Regions from separate parts of the Homo sapiens genome. Here regions 1 and 2 are each linked to region 3. The links are chromatin loops, found by intact Hi-C in ENCODE. Cell type or tissue: endothelial cell of umbilical vein. All regions are shown on one strand. Region 1 has its middle 210 kb from the start of SPRY2. Region 2 has its middle 130 kb from the start of SPRY2. Region 3 has its middle 290 kb from the start of SPRY2.

Evidence for each region. A loop is a pair of places that touch in the nucleus more often than their neighbours do. Peaks named below come from ENCODE experiments on the same cell type or tissue, not always from the same donor. Only the 100,000 strongest peaks of a DNase experiment are listed, where the experiment ranks them.
Region 1: a loop joins it to region 3, with 6 times the contacts of the local background. A loop is called at or near these places in 2 of 110 quality-filtered maps.
Region 2: a loop joins it to region 3, with 2.3 times the contacts of the local background. A loop is called at or near these places in 3 of 110 quality-filtered maps.

What each region holds. Positions count from the first base shown.
Region 1 is chr13:80,548,077-80,556,076 of GRCh38, reverse strand. No RefSeq gene overlaps it. Among named protein-coding and RNA genes, the nearest start is that of SPRY2, 210 kb to the right of the region's middle. RefSeq lists a silencer at 7,849-8,000. In endothelial cell of umbilical vein, no CTCF peak of the experiment used is centred here; DNase peaks (open chromatin) are centred at 76, 4,136 and 7,986; H3K27ac peaks cover 800 bases.
Region 2 is chr13:80,465,433-80,473,432 of GRCh38, reverse strand. No RefSeq gene overlaps it. Among named protein-coding and RNA genes, the nearest start is that of SPRY2, 130 kb to the right of the region's middle. In endothelial cell of umbilical vein, no CTCF peak of the experiment used is centred here; a DNase peak (open chromatin) is centred at 3,362; H3K27ac peaks cover 2,072 bases.
Region 3 is chr13:80,626,589-80,634,588 of GRCh38, reverse strand. No RefSeq gene overlaps it. Among named protein-coding and RNA genes, the nearest start is that of SPRY2, 290 kb to the right of the region's middle. In endothelial cell of umbilical vein, no CTCF peak of the experiment used is centred here; a DNase peak (open chromatin) is centred at 3,638; H3K27ac peaks cover 552 bases.

The sequences.
Region 1 (8,000 bases), 79 kb after region 3:
GTATTTATCTTCTTTGTGTGAAATGAATTTTTGTCTGTTTTAAATATGTAGTGGTTTTCTTTAAAGTGGGATGTTCACACCATCACATTTGAATTGACCTTTATGAGTACGAATGATTGTTTCCTTCTATTGTTTAAAGCTATGCTTCAAAGAAATGGCAATATAGCAGCTACATGTTTAATATGATAATGACCTCATTTAGAATAATTTTTAGTGTGTAGTCTTGTTAAAATTCCATCCAAATTATGTAATATTTGTAGAAACCATTTTATGAAAATTTTAATAAGATAGTATACATTAAAAAAACTTTAAAAATCTATACAAAGGAAAATCACATTTCTCTACTATACTAACATGGATTTTAGTATGATCACTATAGTCCCAAAATATTCAAAAATAAACGATCACCACAAAAACAAGGGTTATAAAAAAATTAAATACGGAGTTAAAAATAATATTTTCTATTGTGCCCATAGAGCCCACACTTAAGAAATTATAGTGCTTCCAGCCTTTCCCCTTAATTATCCTGGAGAAGAGAGAAGCCACTATTTGATTTGGTTCCATGGACCCCTACGTGGACTTTTTGATAAAAAAAAAGTTATGAAACTATTTGATTTGATTTTAGGAGAAAACCCCAGTCTCCAACCTCAGCTTGCCTACCCAAGAAGGAAAAAGGGGGCTCAGAATGGGGCAGGAATTTCCTGTCCAGGTCCGTCTTTCACTACCTTTGAAACAGAGTTCAGCTCCAGGTCTGTTAGCTGATGACCCCTGATATAATACCCTGAGGCAAGATGTCCTTGTCGGCTGTGCACCTCACCTTCTGTAGGCTATGAGGCACCTTTGCTTAATAAACTTGTAAAACACTGACAAACCAAAGGCTTTTTCCAGAAACTAAAATATTAGTTCAAAGAGTTTTAACCTCTCAATCTTCTTTATCAAACTGTGTAAGCCATAGGAGGCAGGGGAAAATGGAAAGAAGTGCGCAGAAGAAAATCTCATTGCACCATCAAAACTATGTCAGAAGCTATCATTGACATCCTTGAGATAAGAGGCAGAAAACAAGATAAATAAGTTGTCAAAACAGACAAACAAAAGGAAATTGAAAGGGAAGACAAAGGGCAAAGAAGAAAGGAGTGAAAACAAAAGAGCAAAAAAGCTTATCAATCATAAGAAAGCTCATCCCTCTCAACAAAGGGAGGAGGCATGATGCAAGTTAAGGAAAACTAATATTAATCATACTAAGCCAGTGCATGGCATACTTATTATCCATGTCATTTATGCCATGGGGAAAGAATAAGAGTAAATAGTATACAAGTTAACTCATTATTGATAAAGCATGAAAAGTATTGGCTTTTGAAAATAAATTATATTGTCCATCTCTTGTGGGCTTTTAAAAATATTCCTCTATTTAAAAAATGGTTTCAGTTCAGTTTTTAGTATCCAGTGAGCCCTCTGTAGCTAGCTCAACTTATAAAGTTTAAACTATTATCTTGTCAGTTATAGTTTCTGTCATTGTCATGCACATAGGACTGTGGAATAAAAAGAAAAACTAAAATGAGTTAAGTTTAAATGTGAACATGAACTATCATTTTCTTTTTTCAAGTAGAATCTTGATGAGTAACTCACTGTCAAAACAATGCATAGAAACATGAGGAAACTGTCAAATTAAAAGAAAATTAGTATAATAAATGCATAAAAATAGACTATGATGTGAATAATTCTGTGGAGAATAAAAAGCAATAAAGATAAGTTTCAATACAGTATCCAGTTAATTTTTAAGAGCAGAAGGAAAAACAGGTTAGAAAACACGCATAGGAATAAGGACATTCTTTTTAAGCCTTCCATAATAGCTCTCCTGAGAAATAGTTTTTAATTATCATATATGATACAAATGAGCATTGACCATCCACTGGAGAGCAGAATCCTCATCCATAAATATAAATTAGTTTTAACAGGCAACTACATTTTGCTACTATCACAAAAGACTATTTTCTAATTATGTATTTGTGCTAGTCAATTTGTCATAGATGACTGTGGACTTCAACCTAAGAGAGTATTTTTTTATTAATAGATTATCTTAAGCATTAGCTGAAGTGTTTGTTAGTTTTCCATTTTAAAATATTTCTCCCTGTTGATATCTTTTTTTGCCCCCTTTGATAGAAAAAGTGGTTATACTTAAGGCCTGGAATAATTATAAGGGAATGGAAAGAAATTGGACACCTCATATTTTTCTAAAAAATTTGTTTAATAATTTAACACATGTGTTTTTTGAGATTTCTAAATTGCTATGGTTAAAAAAGTAATAGAAATAACTTAATTATATAATGGTCCTCCACTATGGTAGGTCTTTGGATATGCATGACTGTAAACGTCTGCAGTAAAGAGACAATTAATTGGAGAATTAGTAATTCTCCACAGAATTATTCACACATGGTAGTGTAGTGAGTTACCATGATGAATCTGGACTGAGAACGCAGTAAAAATTCCCAGATAAGCCCAATTGCCTAAATAAGCCTTTGAAAAGTATTGTTTGTTTTAAAGCATCAGCCTGAGCAATGTCAAATTCTCACAGATAACAGAATATATACTTTAAGTGAATGAACATATAACCATACACAAAAATAAGATAAGAAACCCTTCATGTATCAGAAACCATGGAGAATTCCTGAGATGGTACAACGATGGGAACAAAAGAAAGAAGGAGAGTGTAACAAAGGAAATACCAGGGATAATGCCACCCAAAAGACTGAGGGCTCCACCATGACCCTCCAGGCCTGAGAGAAGGGGAGCCTGTGCACCGGGGACATCCCAGGAACAACAGAGAAGTCCACCACCCTGCAGCTGCCCGCTTCCAGGGAGCAAGGTAGGACGTGGAAGGAGACAGTATGGGAGTTTATGTTAAAGAGATCACACAGCTGCAGGGGGCTGTCCATCTCTGGAGACAACAAGAAAAACAATCTCTAAGCAAACACATGTTTCCTTAAATTTAACTAAAGACACAGTAGAGTACAAAATAAGCCTTAGTAAAAGTTCCCAACATTTCTGCCAAGCAGGTTGTGCAAATGAATGCAGCAGAAATTCTAACAAGTAATCTTAGATACAAATATACACACTCATGAATCACATCACCAAAGAAATAAAGCAACACAATGAAAGAGAAATAAATTCAACCAACAAAACAATTTACATGTGAGGTAATAGTGTTGATAAAAACAATCTAAAAGAGACTTTTAAATATTCCCAGAAAAATAAGGGAAATAAGTTTACTTATAAAATGAAAATAGGCTGTCATTAAAAAAAAAGAATCAATCAGCCTTACTTCCCAAGGGGAACAAATCCAAGCACTAACTCTAAATCAGTTCATAACTGATTCCTTTAAACTTACATGTTAGTTTTAGTCCAGGAAGTTTCCTAAATTTTCACAGGCTTGATGTCTCCCTCCTTCCTCCCTTCCTTCTTCCCTCCCTCCCTCCCACCCTCCTTCCTTTCTTTCTCTTTCTTTTTCTTTCTTTCCTTCCTTCCTTCTTTCCTTCTTTTCTTCTTTCCTTCTTTTCTTTTTTTCTTTCTCTCTCTTTCTTTTCCCTCCATCCCTCTCTTCCTTCCCTCCTTCCTTCTCTCCTTCTTTCCTTTCTTTCATTAGTCTCCCTCTTTAAAATGTCATATAGCTTCCCACTATCATCTTCAATAATAGCATAGCATTACATCCCTGGTGTCATACCTACTTTTTTTATTACCAGCAGCCAAATGCTTAACACTTCACCTACACAGATGGTCAAATGAGTCACTCTATTTGTAAAGGTCTAAAAGCATATACATAAAATACTAAGTCTTGATTGCTTATCTCAGGCTGAATTTCTATTTCATTTTTTTATAGATGAGAGACATACAAAATATTTTTCAATAACTATTTTCTGAGAAAACAGCCATACCCAGCCCTTAGCCAAATCATTTCCTCTATTATGAAGAAATGCTAAAGGCAATGCAGTCCAGCTCAGCAATTCTACTTTTCATAGGAGTCAACATTCTGAATGTATTTGTTACATTAAGAAAGGAAACAGAGACTATCAATCAGACTTTCAGATCCTGTTTTAATCAGAACCCATTCAGGAAACAGTCTGAAAAGCCAGAACTTTCAATGCCCCTGTTCAAGAAGGTTTTTTTCTAACTGATTTGCAGCCCACAGAGGAAGAACAAATACTGTCGATGCTTTCTATTTAATTTGGTATAAGTTCATAAAACAAATTGCCCAGATAATTGGACATGTCTTCAATTCTACACTACATTTTCCATAGATGTAAACCAGATTTATAACTTAGAAGTGCAGCAATAAAAGTGCATAGCTTGTAACAGACTTGTGCCAAGTCTTATGTCAAAGTGAAATAAAAAATGAGACAGACCACTTTGAGTAATCAAATCTGTCAGCTCAGTTAACTCCTTTTAAAGTAATGATGATAAACTCTAAAGTCTGCAAAACAAAACAAGTTTAATTATTTCTATTAGTACAAATATAGGTATGCAGGAAATAGATATTTTAAATAGATTTCCCAAAAATAAACTTATCACCCTAAATCCTTCAAATAATTTTTTCTTGCAGTTTTTTCTATTATTCCTTTTTTTTTTTTTTCCTTTGGAGAATTTAAAACCCACTCACACATGGAAACTACTATCTTGAGGCTAAATTCCCATTTTCCTCTGAGTTTTTCCACCCTTGCTGAAGTCAGAGTTGGCAATTATGCTTTTCTAGACTGGACCGTCTGGTCACCATTTGTCTGGTCCCTGGTCCAAAAAGGAAAAAAAAAAAGATCAACAATATTATGTTGGAAAACATAAGGTGGCTTTTAGGCACATCTGTTAGTCCTGTGATAACTAAATAAATCCAGTTATTATAAGCAAAGCTTAAACCTAAAGACGTCTTCTAATTGAATTCTTCCTTTTTGTGGTCAAGAAAAGGGAAGAACATTAATGGTAATAAAATAGGGAAAGCAGAATTTCCATCTGCAAAGACTTTCCTAAATCTATGTACTTCTTCAGGCTATTTGCCAAAGGCAACATTCCAGAGAAACTGAATTTAAATAATACCCCATTCCAGGAATGAGGAAAGCAGATACACGAATATGTGGAGATCAATTGGTATTAGTAACACATTTCCAGAATTTGAATTTTAAAAAGCCTTATTTATTTTAGAGAAATAAACCACTTTTCCCCCAAAAAAATCCCTCCTTGTATTAAAGTAAATTATTTTACTATTTATTGCTAAGGTATCTAATACTTCCCTCTGCTTCTTTTCTTCCTTCCTTATTTCAGTAATAGAAACATCCACCATTTGGCCAAACTAGAAACCAAGGTTATCATTCTTGAATCAAATTAAAGATAAATACTTCATAGCTCTAACTTTTAAATATTTCTCAAAATAATTATTTTCTCTCTTATTACAATTACTGCTTACTTCCCTGTCTGCCTAAATGCTCTATTTCTTTTACCACAACACTTAACATCTCATCTCTATAAAAACATCGCATGGCAGTTCTATTGTTATATGTTCTTGAATATGCCTTCTCCAAGTTTGAGCTCTTGAAGGAGGAGGATCATGTGTTTTTCATCTGCAATGTCCTAACACCCAGCTGATAAAAAAAAAACACTAAGTTATTATTTGTAAAAACACTAAGTAATTATTTGTAAAAATTATTGATGAACAAATCAATGAATGAATGATAGACACATTACTGACTTAAGTAGTGAAATCTCTGTTTCAACTGTGGTCAACATATGTAATTTTTACCTTATTAGGTCAAATGGAATTGAACAATTGGACCAATTTTGACAAATTTGCTAAAATGCATTCAGTGTCTCTTGAAGTTGAGTTCACGTGTAGGCACAATAAAAGAGTCCCATTGTTTTTTTTAATTGGCATAGATTTTTTTTTTCTTATAGTTCGTTCTGCATTGCACTGTTTTCTTAGATTTTTGTGTAACCCTTTTTGAATATTTTTAATTGTTTTGTCTTGTTTTTTCTCTTGGTTTTAAAATTCAGAACTGAATGTAACTGTAAATATATCTTTCATTTTCTTTATAATTTATCTAGTGGATTTACATGCCATTGAGCACTTAATAAATTTATATGCTAATTTTAGAGCATATATTTGGAAATAGAACCAAAGACAAGTTGCATAAAATGCCACTTTCTACAAAGACAAATGGCATAAAAAATATATGGACTTTTTTGGGGGGAAGTATTCATGTAAATTTTTTAAGGAAATTAATGCAATCTGCTCATTAGGGGAAAGCCTATTTGAAATAAATTTTTTTTTCTCTAACCTCATATTTAGTTTTGTGTGTGTGTGTGTGTGTGTTTCAGTGAGCCCTTATTTGGGCACATATCCCATTAACTGAAATAAGGGTGGTTAGCCCTCAGGGGAGCTCTGTTGCCTTCTTCAATTTCTTCTGCCATATAGAAGTCCTCTATAAAAACCACTCCATGACGTGGACTATTTTAACTCTTACATACAAGTTATGCAAACCTTAAACTGCATCTTACAAGAATGGAGGCAGCTCTTCAATCCTAATTTACATGTTGTTTACTCTTTTCTACTATCATATTGCTTTGGAACCATATTTATATCACTAGATACAGATTTTCTCATCTTCTTTGCCTGGGTTTTAACATTTACTATTATGTTCACTTCTTTAACTCAGCATTTATTTTTTGAAATTATGAAATATTTAAACAAACTCTGGAAAATGAGCAGCAGTCATGTTTCAGAAGCTTGCTCTTTTCTCTTTTTTGTTAGTATTTCCACTACAGAATGAGCAACTCACTCCAACTAACTCTCCTCACAACTAGTGCTCTGTTTCTAATCTGAATTCACATTAGAACTCCAAATCCACTCTTATTGGTGGCAAGACTGATTCCTTTACTCTCTCACCTCACATATGAAGGTTGTTACAAAGTTGATGAGGATAATCAAGTCATACTGGAAAGAATGTTTTGGACTGTGAATATGCAGCTGCAATGAGGATATATTTTGGCACTTCCAGCATTATAAAAGCTAGAATGATTAATAAGAAGTATGGAATTGATCTACTGAGAATACTGTAATCCCTTCATGGTTATTAAGAGATGTGTGAAGCACATAAAAACAAATGTAGATTGTTACTAAAAGGATTCATGATTTAATTTTATCCCCTTTAAAAATATATTTTTTGAAATTTTACAAAAAATTCTAAAGTTGTGACTTCCACGCTTAGATCAGTGTTTTTAAATAATGCCATATCTTAATAGGTTGCAACAAAAATTATATATTCCAAGTACTCTAAATTGTACAGTAGAATCAACACACACAGTTACTTCTGTTTCCTCCTGACACCTCCCTAAAATAATAAAGTGGATTTTTAAGGCATTAAACCACAAATACAAGCGTCATGTTAGAAAAGACAACAGCAGTGCACATTCGGAAGCTAGAAAGCAAGCAAATAGACAAATAGCAACTTAGCCTTGAAAAAGGTGAATCCCAAGATAGCCGTGGAGACAGTCTAGAAGCAGAAGAAAAATGATTTACACTGCAAAACTCAGAAATCCCCCAGAACTGACAGCACCAGATATTCACAAACCTGAAAATAAATTATGGTTAAAATTTATCAGGATTGTTGAACATCTGCAAACATCTGCAAACAGAGAATAAGATGCCTAACTACACCACAGCTAGGCAACTTCTTCTGCAGAAGGCTGAAGTTTACCTTCCATAGAGGATGAGTTAGAGGGATGCTGAACTACAGAACAAAGGGCATACGAAGGGCACATTAATTTTAATCAGCTACATGCGGAACCATGAGAGCTCTCCGATCCTTCCTCTTACATAATGTTAAGAATACTAGCAGTCAGCATCAGACCCTCCTGGTAGGAGGTTAGATAATTCTTCAACGGGAAGTCTAACCAGACTAAGAGAAAACATGTGAAAAACACTAGCAGTTAGGAGTTCACAGCAAACAGCAGGGCCAGATCAC
Region 2 (8,000 bases), 160 kb after region 3:
AAAGAAGGCTTTTATCTTGTGGAAGATAAATTCAGCACTTCTGTAAGTCTTCCATACATGTAATTCAATTTTTATATAATAGAAAAGTCTGTCAATTTTATAAAACCTGATAAAATAAGCGTTGCCAAATAATGAGTGCTGTTTATTCCACGTGTAATATTTTATCTTTTTAATAAACTATAAGCTTATTATAAGCAGTGTCTATTAGTCTTGTAATAAGTCCTGAAACTCCAACTAACTGGAATTCCATTTTGCTTAGTCCAGGGTTGGACATGTCACTCGATCAAGCCAATAAAAGACCTTGCCTGAAATGGTTATATTACATTTGGAAGAAAAGTTCTGTTTCTAGTAGGTTTGCTAATTTAGGAGAATATGAGAAGTCCCTGCCAGGGGGGAAAGTATATAAATTCGAACAGATAGCAGAAAGAGAGAGGTTGGAAGGAGAGGAGAGGAAAACGCAAGGATGAGGAGAGAAGAAATTTGACAGTATTGAATTTTAGAACCAGCTGGTAAGGTCCTAATACCTGAAACTTTTCTTTAAATCATGTGACCTACTCCCAGCATCTTTTCCAAACTAAAAGATGAACTCTCTTATTTTGGTTAATCTAGTTTGAATAAAAAATATATGACTACTATACAACATCCATATAGAATGTGTTCAATCTACTGGAATTGGTGGCAGGAGTGCGGTTCTTGTTTGTTTCCTGAATTGCTGTTTTTTTGTCTGCTCGATTCCATTTGGGAATGCAACACTTGTATATTTCTGTAGCCATTCTCAATGCTCTTGTATCATAAGGTAACAAGTATTCAATTTTATGACTGCATTATCTTCTAGTTTGGAAGAATAAACTAGGAGTATCTTTAAAGCACACGACAAATTAAAAAAAAATTTTTTTTCTTTTCTTTTGAGACGGAGTCTCACTCTGTCACCCAGGCTGGAGTGTAGTGCCGCGATCTTGGCTCACTGCAAGCTCCACCTCCCAGGTTCAAGTGATTCTCCTGCCTCAGCCTCCCAAGTAGCTAGGACTACAGTCGCGTGCCACCACACCCAGCTAATTTTTGTATTTTTAGTAGAGACAGGGTTTCACCATGTTGGCCAGGATGGTCTCGATCTCCTGACCTCATGATCCACCTGCCTCCTTCTCTCAAAGTGCTGGGATTACAGGTGTGAGCCACTGCGCCCGGCCAAGAAATAATATTTTGTCTGATTTTTTTTCTGTCTATATTGGATCTGAAGCCAAGAGAAGAAAAGATTATCTTTCTTTTCCTCTCCCAGATACTCCAAATGCCAACAAGGTTTTGCCTGTATGGAACACACAATGGTTGCCAAGTCAATACATTTGTGTGCCAAAAAACTCTGAAGGTTAAAATCCTACCCAAAATTGTGTAAAGCTCAACAAATTTACCCTAATGACAATTTGAAGAACATACTTGTCAATTTTTCTGAGCCTTCTTATAAACTCAGAGTGAATGAGAATTCCCAAAACTGCTACTCCTGTGGTGGCTGCAAAATTTAATATTATTTCCTGTTTAATGAAAGTGACATACATGGAGTCTGGAACCAAAATTAGATTTTATGAATAAATAGGAAAGAAGGAATGGAGAGCAGTGGGATCCTAAATCCAAGAAATTAACTCCATCATTGAACCCTATTTAAGTACTGAAGCCCTTGTTAGGAAGAGGAAACCTATTGTAATAAGAGTTTTTCTTTTTTAAGTTGGAGAAAAGCAGAATAGTTGACCCTAAAAACATATCTCTAAAATATGAATCAATTTATTTCTATCTCTGCCTTCCCTAAGGTTAATTTCAACTCTCATCTTCCTGTGGCACCTCTCTAGCAGCTTCACAGAGTTGAGCCATCCTCAACAGAGGGAGCCTTTTCTTCCCATCCTAATCTCCATTCTTTCTGTGAGAGTAAATCATCATCTAATCAGTCATGGAAAGAGAAGAGTTGAAGTGGTGACATATTTCCAGAACAGACATCACAGCGTTGCGCCTCATGGGCAGAGTCCACCATCAATACTGCCCCAGTGATTACATCTCATACTCCAGACATTCTGAGTTCTCTCTTGGCTTCTCTTTGCCATATTCCCTTAAGCTACACAGCCACCTTCTCCGGTAGACCACAGTCTTGCTATTGGTGAAAGATTTCCAAAACCCTTTGGCTTTTCTCTGCCCAAAGAGACAATAAATCTGGTGCTAATGTTTCACAAAGGATCCTCTCTTTCATTATGCTACAAATGTATGCTTGAGTCGTAGTTGAGAGAAAACAGCATAATATAATGCTTAGGATGTGAACCATTTACCTCTGTCACTTAATAGCTGTGTGACCTTAGCTTTTGTAGGATTTAACCTTTACATTTCTCATATGTAAAATGGAGAAAGCAACAATACCTCCAATGTGTGGCTATGTTGAGAATTAAATTAAAAATGTAGAGTTCATACAATGTCTGACACATAGAAAATGCTATGTAAGTACATGCTGTTATTGTTTCCTGAATTCTCCTCTTTTGCTCTTTCCTCTACCTTGTATCCTCCTTTACTACTTTTACAGACACACAGGCACACACCTCTCTACCTCCATACACAAAACCACATACACATTCCCCCTTCAATTAAGTTAAATCCTTAGCTTGTCACTTTAATGGGAATTTACTGCTTAACAGCTTTACACCGCTTTGGGAATTTGTGCTTGTTATAAACAGATTAAAAATTAACATATTTAAGAACTTTGTCTTATCACAAATTTCAAACCAGGTTTAGAGGCAAATCTACAGGAGTTATTTTAAAGTTGGTCTGATCAATGTACTGTTAAAGCTACTTCTACTTTTTTTAGTAAAATGAAAGGAAGGATGGAAAGAAGGAAGGAAGGGAGGAAGGAAAGATGGATGGACGGACGGACAGAAGGAAGGAAGGAAAGAAGGAAGGAAGGAAGGAGAGAAAGAAAGCAGGCAGGCAGGCTCTAAGGAAAATCATAAAACTGCATCAAAATTCACTAGAAAACAATCCCATTTCATATTCTGCTAAACGCCATAGGAAATGACATTTGCTATAGTAAGAAAAACAGATGGTGGAGAGAGAGTGGAAAATACAACTCCTTGAACACTGAGAATGAAAATGCCACTGTGAACATTTTGGGTCTCTCTGACGTGTTCCTTTATCAAGTTGTAGCCTCCAAGACAACCACTTTCTTTATTATATGCATGCCTTCCAGCCTGAAATAGTTTTGTGGGGCTTCCAAAGTAAGAAGCGAGTGGTGTTTTGGATGTGTGTTTGTGTGAGGTTGCATGTGAGTTCATGAGTGGGGCCAGGACAGAGAACACTGAGGGTCATTCAAACCCATGAGACAGACAACTCTGACCCAGGATCCTTCGCCAGCAGCACAGTGATTCATCCTCTCAGGCACAAGTACATCAAGTCCTCTGTTTTCTCTTAGTTCACATTTGTCCTCTTCAAACCAATGAGTCATAAGTTGGAAATATGTATGAAATAAGCTAGCATAATATGTCACTGAATTATTTCTGGTGATTCAATATACACATCCTAGGACACCAGGCATCTGAAAGGCAAATTTTTAAATTCAAGAGATTTATACAAAGCAGATACAGTTGATTGTGTAAGAAAGAAGAAAATCAGGTGCAAGAAGAAACAGATCCTGGTAAAACGATTAACTTTCAGTAAGGGGGGTAAAATATTTCTTCCTGCTCTCAAAAGGATAATTTTCTTCAGAGGAAATTGCATAAATTCTTGGTCACTTGAATTAGCAGAGAACTATTCTTGCCAAAGTTTAGTGCTGGGAAACAAATGATATTTTGGCCTCTTGCAAAACGATTCTACCTCTCCACAGCAAAATGAGCTTCATTCCTTAATGCAAACAGAATTCATACCTTCCCATTCGTACCTTCAAACCTCAATTACCTGAGAAATCAGAGGATGATTTCCTCTTATGAAGAAGTTTTATCATGAGAAAATGGAAACCTGAAAACATAATGCCTGGCCTGATAATGACCAAGGCAGAACCTCTTCCCATACTCATTTGTTCAGCAATTACTTGCTGGGTGCCTCCCTTGTGTCAGGTCACAGGTATCCCAGGCACTGAGGAGGCAGCAGTGCACAGGCTGACACTGCCCATTTCCTTTTGGAGCAATGGAGCAAGACAGGCACTTAGCAAATATTAGGTTGTTGCAAAAGTGATTGCGGTTTTTGCCATTACTTTCAATGGCAAAAGCAGTGACTGCTTTCGCGCCAACCTAATAGCAATAGAAGTCATGCCCATGACAATAAGTGGTATAAAGAGCAGCAGACATGGCCACCTTGCTTGTTTGGGCTTAGAAGAGGCATGTATGATGAAGACCTGAAGATCTGAAATTCAGCTGAGACTCCAGAAATTGGAGAATGAGAAGGCATTGGCAAGAATATTTCAAAGTAAAGGAAAGGTTACGGCAAGGCCCTGAGGCTGGAAAGAGAATGGAGTTTCTGAGAAACTGACATAGGAATGTAACTGGAGCACAAAGAAAGAGAGACATGGGAGATGAGGCTGGGGAAGGCAGCGGTCAAACTGGGAAGATATTCTAAGCCATGCTGAGAGCGCTCGACTTTCTCAAAAGGGTAATTACAAATCACTGGAAGCTGAGAGAGAGAGACAGTTACATGTGCATTTTTAAAGATAACTAGCTTTTATAAAAAGAATTTGTGGAGGAGAAAGGAAAAAGAAAATGTCTGGGCAATATAGAGGTTCTCCAATATCTGGATCCAAGATAATGGCTATGGGGGAAAGGAAATGTAAAAAAGGCTGTGATAAACTGAGAAAGCCTTATCAATAAGACTTGTTTCATGCATGTATAAGATGGAGCTGGATGAAAGGAAAAAAATCAAATGGAAGTGAAAGGGGGTCTCTGTGAACCCACCTCAGTGAATTTTTTTTTAAATCTTCCTCTCAGTATCACACATATGCTTATAGCTTAACTAACGTAACTTTAACTAGTCTTCCAACTCTCAGTTCCCTCTTCCTCACTATTTTATACAATTAACTTCACAATGAAATCCATAGTTGAAAGACTCTCTGGTCAGGGTCACAGCAGAACAAGGGGAGGAATTGCTATTACTCAGAGAGGGTGGCCTGGGCCAATCGACAACTGATAGGATTGGTGTTATCTCCCTTTTGGTAAGCTGGGAGTACAGCCTCAGACTTATATGGAATTTTTTTGTATTTTTTTCTTTCTTAAAAACTATTTTTCTGTATTTAAGGGGCACAGGTGCAGGTTTCTTTTTTTATATATACTTTAAGTTTTAGGTACATGTGCACAGTGTGCAGGTTTGTTACATATGTATACATGTGCCATGTTGGTGTTCTGCACACATCAACTCGTCATTTACATTAGGTATTTCTCCTAATGCTATCCCTCCCCCCGTCTGCCACCCCCTGACATGCCCTGGTGTGTGATGTTCCCCACCCTCTGTCCATGTGTTCTCATTGTTCAACTCCCACCTATGAGTGAGAACATGTGGTGTTTGGTTTTTCTGTCCTTGTGATAGTTTGCTGAGAACGATGGTTTCCAGCTTCATCCATGTCCCTGCAAAGGTCATGACCTAATCCTTTTTTATGAATGCATAGTATCCCATGGTGTATATGCCACATTTTCTTAATCTAGTCTATCACTGATGGACATTTGGGTGGGTTCCAAGTCTTTGCTATTGTGAATAGTGCTGCAATAAACATATGTGTGCATGCGTCTTTATAGTAGCATGATTTATAATACTTTGAGTATATACCTGGTAATGGCATAGCTGGGTCAAATGGTATTTCTAGTTCTAGATCCTTGAGGAATTGCCACACTGTCTTCCACAATGGTTGAACTAATTTATACTCTCACCAACAGTGTGAAGTGTTCCTATTTCTCCACATTCTCTCCAGCACCTGTTGTTTCCTGGCTTTTTAATGATCGCCATTCTAACTGGTGTGAGATGGTATCTCATTGTGGTTTTGATTTGCATTTCTCTAATGACCAGTGATGATGAGCATTTTTCCATATGTCTGTTGGCTGCATAAATATCTTCTTTTGAGAAGTGTCTGTTCATATCCTTTGCCCACTTTTTGATGGGGTTATTTTTTTCTTGTAAATTTGTTTAAGTTCTTTGTAGATTATGGATATTAGCCCTTTGTCATATGAGTAGATTGCAAAAATTTTCTCCCATTCTGTAGGTTGCCTGTTCACTCTGATGGTAGTATCTTTTGCTGTGCAGAAGCTCTTTAGTTGAACTAGATCCCACTTGTCTACTTTGGCTTTTGTTGCCATTGCTTTTGGTGCGTTAGTCATGAAGTCTTTGCCCATGCCTATGTCCTGAATGGTATTGCCTAGGTTTTCTTATAAGGTTTTTATGGTTTTTAGGTCTTACATTTAAGTCTTTAATCCATCTTGAATTAATTTTTGTATGAGGTGTAAGGAAGGGATCCAGTTTTTGCTTTCTACATATGGCTAGCCAGTTTTCCCAGCATCATTTATTAAATAGGGAATCCTTTCCCCATGGTTTGTTTTTGTCAGGTTTGTCAAAGATCAGATGGTTGTAGACGTGTGGTGTTATTTCTGAGGGTTCTGTTCTTTTCCATTGGTCTATATCTCTGTTTTGGTACCAGTACCATGCTGTTTTGGTTACTGTAGCCTTGTAGTATAGTTTGGTGTCAGGTAGCGTGATGCCTCCAGCTTTGTCCTTTTTGCTTAGGATTCTGTTGGCTATGAGGGCTCTTTTTTGGTTCCGTATGAACTTTAAAGGAGTTTTTCCCAATTCTGTGAATAAAGTCAGTGGTAGCTTGATGGGGACAGCATTGAATCTATAAATTACCTTGGGCAGTATGGTCATTTTCATGATATTGATTCTTCCTATCCATGAGCATGGAATGTTCTTCCATTTGTTTGTGTCCTCTTTTATTTCCTTAGGCAGTGGTTTGTAGTTCTCCTTGAAGAGGACCTTCACATCCACAAGTACAGGTTTCTTACATACATATATTGTGTAGTGGTGAAGTCTGGGCATTCAGTGTACCCATCACTCAAATAGTGAACATTGTGCCGATTAGGTAGTTTTTCAATTTTCACCCCCCCTTCCCATGCTCTCACCGTTCATAGTCTCCAATGTCTATTATGAGATCATTTTACTATGACATCTGAAAAAATCGAAGTATACATGTAGAAAGAAATATGTTACGATTTTAGGCAGCCAAAGAGTGGTATCCTATCATAGACATTTGTCATTTTTGGGGGGTGCCTAGCATCTGATCTTCCTCCTTAAATTTAGAGACATTCACAACTTACAGATCTTGATGGGAGGTATATCCTACTGCAGAAGCAAAAGGTGGTATATACTCGCTATCCCAGACTTTCTTGCAGCTAGGGGACAGGCACATTTCCACAGCATCTCTCAGATGTACCCAGCCTGTATTATAAATAAAGAACTAATGACAAAAAGAAAAGATAGTTGAAAATGTGCTCTGCTGATAGTGGTGATGGCATAGTATCTGCTTTTCAGGGACACTAGGCTGAAATTCAGGAGCCAAATTCAGGAATTACCAGCAATAGTGCAGGCAAGACACACCTGAAGGCGTAGTTCTCGGCAGTGTACCAACTGCTATTTTCTCCAGACCAGTTACATGATGTGTTTTGCTGTTGTTGTTCTTGTTGTTGTGACTCTTGCTGCATTAAATCGAAACCTATTTATTCTGCCTTCCCAGTAATTCTGGGATTTGCAGTATCATTTCAATTAATTTATTTCTTCCATTTGTATGTGGCCTTTAAACTAAAACCCTTTACTCATATAGTAACCACTCTTTAGCAACAAAAGATAAACAAGTGTGAGAATTTTTAGAGTTTGTGTGTTAAAGTGTGTGTGGGCATGACCGTGACCTAGGCAGAGCTGGAAGACAGCCAGTGTATCACTGAAGACATAAAGTCCGTAGAACAGCAACAGAATCAACAGCAACTGTGAATTGTTCAGATTCTGTAGTTCTT
Region 3 (8,000 bases):
AAACCCATTATCTGACAAAAATTTAAGTGATATTGGTTACCTTATACTGAAATCTGAAATACTTACCAAGCTGTACATATTTCATTATTAATACAGAAAAGGATTTTCTGTGATTACCCCATTCCCTAATAGACATTGCATGAAGAATATCAGAGAATATAGTACATTACTATGAAAACATAAATAAGGTAAGATGACATTTTCAATATGAGGAGTGATTATTAGAAAAATATATTTTCAAAGGCTTATATTGATTGACAAGAACTAAATCAAGATCTTATCTATCAATATATGAATAACAAAGAGATATACAATGGAAACAAGCTATATCGCGAGTATCTGGAGCCAGTGTATTTTTAATAATGGAAGTTAGATAATTACTAACAAACTCTGATCCACTGTCCAAGGAATCTATTAAGAAATATGTGTTTATTGGCATTTTTTTATTCATAACATCATGCAATCAATCATTTTAAAATACTCATAGAATGAGTCATAAAAAACCATTTAAATATTGCATTATGCTCTTTTTGGAAGTTAGCAGTAGGCAAAATTATCAGCCCATAAAAACCCAAACATTGCTGAAGACTTACTCTTAAATATGCACAAGAATAATTTATAGAAATGGGATAAAATATGATTAATAGGGAGAATAAATCCATCCTGTCTTTGGAAAGAAAGATTAGGCCACAGGCATAAATTAATTGTGATATTCAAAATAACCATTGTAAAAGAATCACTGTTTTAGTAAGATAATATTTTCTTTTTAATGGGTAAAGAAAATAGTCATTTTTATTTTACCAGCAAAAAAGCACTTATTTCACTTTTGGTATATCATAAAAGGGATACAAGGTATAAGCTACATATCTCTTATTCTCAATATCATTTATTAATTTATAAAGGTCTTTTTTCTCCTTTGAACATTTATTAAACAGAGCTGTTGTGTTCAGAATTGATTTTGCTGTCTCAGCCACATTAAGGCTGAGATGCTTTTTGGCTTTCATCTGAATGAACAATTTCCTAGTTAGACACACTGGATTTGGAGTTGGATCAATAAAAGCTTTACTGTGTCCTTTCTCTTTCCTCTTAGAGCTCACAAAAGAGAACCAAATTCCATTCATCTTTTCACCTGCCACAGTGGAATCTTTAGCAATGCAATTCTGGCTTGAATGAAGAAACATAGCGACAAACTGGCAAAGAAACAAATAGTAATATCTATTTCCCATGCTTATACTCCTGAAGATCAGTTACTTCTGGGTATGCATGTAAATTTGTCTAACTCTAACTATTTGTCTTTGCTGTGCTTTGGGAGTATAAATCCTTATCAAGGGTTTAGTGTAATCCTGCTGAATCTTAAGTGGCTAACTCAAGTTATTTGCAAGGAAGCCAATTTGATTAGATCCTGGTGATTTAAATTTAAAGGATTTTGAATGGATTAAGTCAAGGAGTTCTTTTTACAACTTTGAATTCTGTCATTTAAAGTGACCAAGCATTAAAAGTCAAAATTTTGTAATATTCATGAGAATTTATGTACATTATTTTTTAATTATCTCCCCCAGTTTATAGATGTTAATGTTTAAGAAAAATGATTTCATTTTATGTGACATACTTGAACTGAAAATAACCAGTCTAAAACTATCAGCAGTGATTGAAAAACATGTTACAAACCAGACATAAAACTGCAAAACACAAAAGCATAGAAGTTCTCAAGCAGAAGGCATGGTTGTCGTGTTAAGTCTAGTGGTGATTCCATTGCTGGTGGCTGATATTCCAGCTATTTCACTCTACTCTTCTACTGTACTCCAGGAATCAGAGTAGCTCCTTTCTGAAATGAGCAATAGTTTTTGGCTTACAGACTTACTGAATCTTATGAGACGCTGACTGTACACAAGACAAAATAAAATAATGATTTATTTCCTTTGTTCCAAGTCTCTTTTAAATTTTGTTTTAATAACATAAGTTATGAAAAATCTATAAAATATTCAAAAGGGAGAAAAGTACCAGCTGGAAGGACAGACAAATACAAAAACTAAACTAAAAAAAATCAGTTAATCAGCAGGAAAAAGGTAGCAGGGGACATTCAATGATCAGTATGTAGAAGACATGCTCAGAAATTAATAGAAGTAACAAAAAGACAAACTTTATTTACTAAATAAATATTTCTTGTGGGACTATTTTACATCAAACACTATTCTAGATTCTAGAACATAATATATAACAATCAATGAAAAAAAGCAGTCTTATGTCCCTGCCTACATGGCCCTTACATTCCAGTGATGAAGGACCACCAACAAACAAGAATAACTGAACTATTTAGTATGCCAGACATTTATGTGTATCATTAAAAAATGAAGAGAAATACGGGCAGAATAGGCTAGTGCAGACTGGTACTGAACTTCATGTCTTAGTGTTTCTTGAGAAAAACATTTGACAGATATTTATTCCTAAATATTTGTTAAGGGTTTTAAAAATAGGCTGAATGCAGTGGCTCATGTCTGTAATTCCAACACTTTGGGAGACGGAGGCAGGAGGATAGCGTGAGGCCAGTAATTGGAGACCAGCCTGCTTGGCTAGCATAGCAAGACCCTATCACTACGAAAAAAAAAGAAAAAGTGTTGAAAAATAAAAAGAAGTTGAAAAAAGTATGACTGAGTATAAAGCTCACTCTATCATAGAGCAGTATGATATCCATGAAAGGAGGTTGAAAAATACAAATATGTAAATATAAAACTCTTGGCTAAGAGGTAAAATTTATTATCCACCTCTAACATGCTATAGGACTGTGGAATTGCTAATATGAATCAAATTCAAAAAAATCATAAAAGTTAAGCTGAGAAATATAGATTAATGAGTATCATTTTCTTACTTGACAAATATATGAAAGTTATATCAATAGATGGGCCAATGAAACAGACATAATAAGTGTGAACAAGGTAAAGTGTTTCTATGAGAAAAAAATCATTCTGACTGATGCCGATTCTTTCAGAACTAACTGAATATATAAATGGGAAGAAATCACTGAAGATGACTAGCTTAGGCTTTCAAAAGGCCTATAATATGAGTTTACATGAAAGATTATTTTAAAATGAGAAAATGTAAAAGGAAAATGTTTTTATAGATTTGAGATTGACCTTGAAGGATACTGAGGTCAGAGAAGATGTAGATTTTTCTTACGATGTAAATATCTAAATAGTGAGAGTTCTTAGAGTTTATACAACAAATAAAGCATGTGCAACACAATATTCCATGTTTTTGGAATCACATTAGCTATTCCAGGTAGTGAAATGTCAGGCTGATGAATATAAAATCATCAATTCACATTCAGTAACAGTTATTGAGCACCTCTCATGTGTGCTGGGCAATGTACCAAGGATTAAATTATAGAGATATTTTAAAAATATGGTCCCTGTATTGAGTAAGTCTCCATGCAGCTCTTACATCCCCAATTTCCTATCTGGATCATAAAAATCATGGAAATAGGTTTCCAGCAGCTGGCACTGTTACCTTCCCAGCTGTTCTTTCTCTTCTCAGCACTTCAGGATGTGGTATTGGGCAACACACCAGTCTAGGAAATAGCTTTTACTTCCTGTGATATTAGCTCTCCTGATTCTAAGACAAGAACAAATGTTCAGCCAGAAAAAATAAAAATTAAGGCATGGGAGTATATTTCCTCATATGCTTCCATTTGCACTGACCTCCATAGACAGATTTCGCATGCTCCAGAAAGAATCATTGGCTCCAAGCTATTAAGGGAATAAGCTGATGAGTCAGGAACTGAGAATTTGACCAAGGACTCCTTCATTGAAGGACATATTCCAGCAAACATTATAGTTCCCAATGTGTCTGGCGTCACTGCATTTTTCTTTGCCTTGCCCTTTAGATTAGTGCGGACAACTCTGGCTTAGTATGCTCCAAATCAGCACAAAACAGATATGGGTGTTAATGGTGAGAGATATGTCTATATTCTATTCTGTTTATTTACCTTCCCTTTATGCCAAGGGTAGGTTTTTATCCAATTTATCATCCATTGTAGTGACATTTTGATAGTAGAAGAGATGCTCATGACAATTACTTGGGGGCCATCAAATGTAGAGGAGGACTTGAGAAAAAGAATTATCCAAATGAATGACATTTTTTAACAACCACTTTTTTGTGTTCTCGAAAGAGTCATCATAGGATGTGAGATCTGGAAATATTCTGAGTACGTTTTTAAAAAGGTGAATTTGATAAGATTCAAGGACTTTACTGGATTTAGTAGGTTCTTATGTTGCCCAATGAAAAACATGTCACTTTCTCTTCTATTTCATGTTATTGCTTGAAGTAATTTTCATGTGTGCTATCTGCTATTTTTCTTTCTTCTCACTGCCATGACCTTGGATACCTCATTTTAGCTTTTATTACCACACTTTAAGTGTCCACAAACCTGAAGGCTCCATTTTAAATTTTATTTCATCATTTTAAGCAGGATATATCATTTAGGAAGAGTTATTTCAAGAGCTCTGCTACTTGTAGCTCACTAGACTTTATCTGCTTTTGAATTCTCTCTCTCTCTCACACACACACACACACACACACACACACATACATACATGCACACACCTGTAGTAGAAGCAATTACCATACAATATGCTCTACGTTTTTCTGTGACATTTAGGGTTAGGGAAAAACTATCAATATAATTTAATCATCTAATCATCACCATGCCCAATTTGTCAGGTACTATTAGTCATTATTTGTGTACCTTGGAAGCAATGAAGTGTTACTGAAAAATATTTACTAAACTGAAATTTAAAACTCATTCAGTCAAAAATACAAAATGAATACTACTGTATACAAAACATACTGAATATATAAGTAGTACCAAAGATACAATGACACAATCCCTGCAAAAAAGAACTCACAATTCATGTCTGAATAAAAAAATCAAGCCTAAAAATTACTTAAGAATACACATCAATATAGAAGTAAATATATAAACTCCAAATTATGGCTTTAGTGTTATGGGGTTTTAAATGGAATGTCTCAAATTTTCTGTTTGTTGTTCCTTGGTGTTAAGAGATTTAAGAAAAAAGGAGAACAAACATCCTGTCAGTTTACTAACAAGAAGTACTTTGATCACAAAATAGATAATACCTCCAAATTGGCCATTAAGTAGCTTAAGGTAAGGGAAACTTGTCACTTAGAAAGTTAAAGCTGCTGGGCCAACAGGAAGTAAGACACTTGTCCTTCTGCGAGGCCTTAGAGGTAAGAACTCCATAGGCAGTAAAGTTCCTACTTTAATACAACCTCTTGCGGGAAAAGAATCATAGAAATCCAGGCCTCTCGTCTGACATTAGTACAATGGGATAAGACAATGATAACGTACCTTCTGCTTTCTCCCAAGACACACTAAGAATCACTGTAAGATCTAGGCTGATCTCCTTTGGGTGAGGAGGAATATAATTATAATGGAAGTCTAGTTGAAATCAAACTATCTTCCAAGATATATCATTAATGTTACTTCATCACCAGTCACATTTACTGTATTAGTCTGTTCTCATGCTGCTATAAAGAACTGCCCAAGACTGGATATTTGTAAAGGAAAGAGGTTTAATTGACTCACAGTTCCACATTGTTGGAGAGGCCTCAGGAAACTTAAATTCATGGCAGAAGGTGAAGGGGAAGCGAGGCACCTTCTTCACAAGGCAGCAGGAGGGAGAAGTGAAGAGTGAAGGGGGCAAAAGCCCCTTGTAAAACCATTAGATCTCATGAGAACTCACTATCACAAGAGCAGCATGTGGAATCACCCCATGATCTAATCACCTCCCACAGAGTCCCTCCTCCAACACGTGGGGATTACAATTCAAGATGAGATTTAGGTGGGGACACAGAGTCAGACCATATCATCTATCGTATGAGATTATCTTGCCCTGAGAACAGAAGAGAGAGCATGGGCAGATGAGAAATTAGGGTCACTGATTCTAATGCACTCTTTGTATACTATCAGGTGGTCAATTTAATTGGCATATATATAGCTTGAAATAAATAGAATGCATTTATTTTCAGTTCCTTCTTATTTCTTAGATCTTTGCTACTCAAGTTGTGCCCCACAGAACAATACCAGCAAGACCTGGTTGCTTACTAGAAATCCAGATGATCAGGCTATATCTCAGATCTACAAATCAAAATCTGCATTTTAACAATTTATCCAGATGATTAATAGTCATGCTAAATTTTGAAGAGCATTGCTTGATCTAAGTCAATGGCCAAATAGAAGCACAGAGAGCTTGGTAACTTGCCCAATATAGCATAGGCCAACAATGATGGAGCGAGACAATCTCAGGATCATTTATGAGTAAAAAAAGTCCCCACATTTTATTTGCCGTCTAGTATCTCTCCCAACCCCTTTTATAAAGAAGTCTAAGAAAACCAAAGTCAACCTTAGAAGGATTCCCATAGTGGAGTGAATAATAAGTATTTTAGCCAGAGTCATATGAGGTGAAATATCTTTGCAGTAATTTAAGCCATTTAAGAAATGTTGAGAAAAAGTTTGTATTATCAGAACTTGTTAAAACTATTATTATCACTAAAGGAAATATGTACTAGGTAAAAATATAGATCAAGTATAGTTCCATTTACCAAGATTGATAAACACATGAATTTCTTCTACTCTAGCAAAAATCTTTTTGAAATTATTAAAGATATGTAAGAAATAGAAATTAGCAATAGCAGAACTGGAAATCCTGGAAGGGTACCTTCAGTTGACCAGAAGAGGGGAAGATTCCTGGGTCACACAAAGCGGATAGACCCCCAAAGATATCCAAAGATATATATATATATACAGAGAGAGAGAGAGAGAGAGAGAGAGAGAGAGAGAGAGAGAGAGAGAGAGAGAGAAACACCAATAGAGAGAAACCATGAAGAGTATATCGAGAATCCAGAATTACTACTGACCAGAAGCAGTGATGGTTAGGAAAATGAATGAATCATGGCTATCATCTAGAGATATAAATTAAGAAAATATCTACCACTTCATGGTGACAAATGTCAGAATTTCCTCAGGTAAATATTGACATCAAGTTCTCCAAATAGAACTGAGTTTTCTGATTGACTAGGAAATAATAAATGAAGTGCATGAGCTAGAAAGTCAGGGTATGGCCACAAGTAGTTTATAAACAAAATCAGACACTAGAAATCTCCATTCTAGAGGACATATTACCACCACACATGTATACACACACACGCACATGCACACACACACACACACACACAGAGAGAGAGAGAGAGAGGAGAGAGAAACCAGGCTTCTTTTATTGAATAGCAATTTAAAAAGTACTGGTACTTTTCAGCAAAGACTGGTACTTTGAAGAATCTAATATCACAGAAAATTTTATGCCAAATCTCATTTTTTTTAAAGTTAGAAGACAAACAACTTTAAGTACAGAGAAGTAACATAACTACTAACTTAGAAAATTTTTTTTCTGCTGGATAAACGTAATTTTAACTGGAGCTTATAATAAATATTCAACCTAACTAAACGAATAACATAGACACTTATGTACAAAATGAATTATATCATGAATCTCTAAGTATTTTAGGAAAGCAAAGTTATAAAATAACTAAATGTACTAAACAGAATTACTATATTCAACAAGCACATAACCAATTTTTTAAAAATTAAGTAATTATGGTGAGTATCTACAATGAAATTTGATAAAACTTGGCATCCTGAGAAACACTGCCATTTAGAAAGGAATAATCAAAGTAATTAAAATGAGAAAAACTATTGCTTGATTTTTAAAACAAAATCATAGATAGGTGAATAGTAGAATGCACTTAGCTAAAATTGAATTAGAAAGCTAACTAGTAATAGTGCCAAAGGAGTTCCCCCAGAAGGCAGTCAAAAAGGAAAAAGAGTGAAATAGCATGAGAAGCTTTCTCATGGAAGCTAGACTCATTTTGGACATCCATATAATAGTAGTTCCAGAGAAAGAGAACAAAGAGAATCGAGAAAAGAAAAC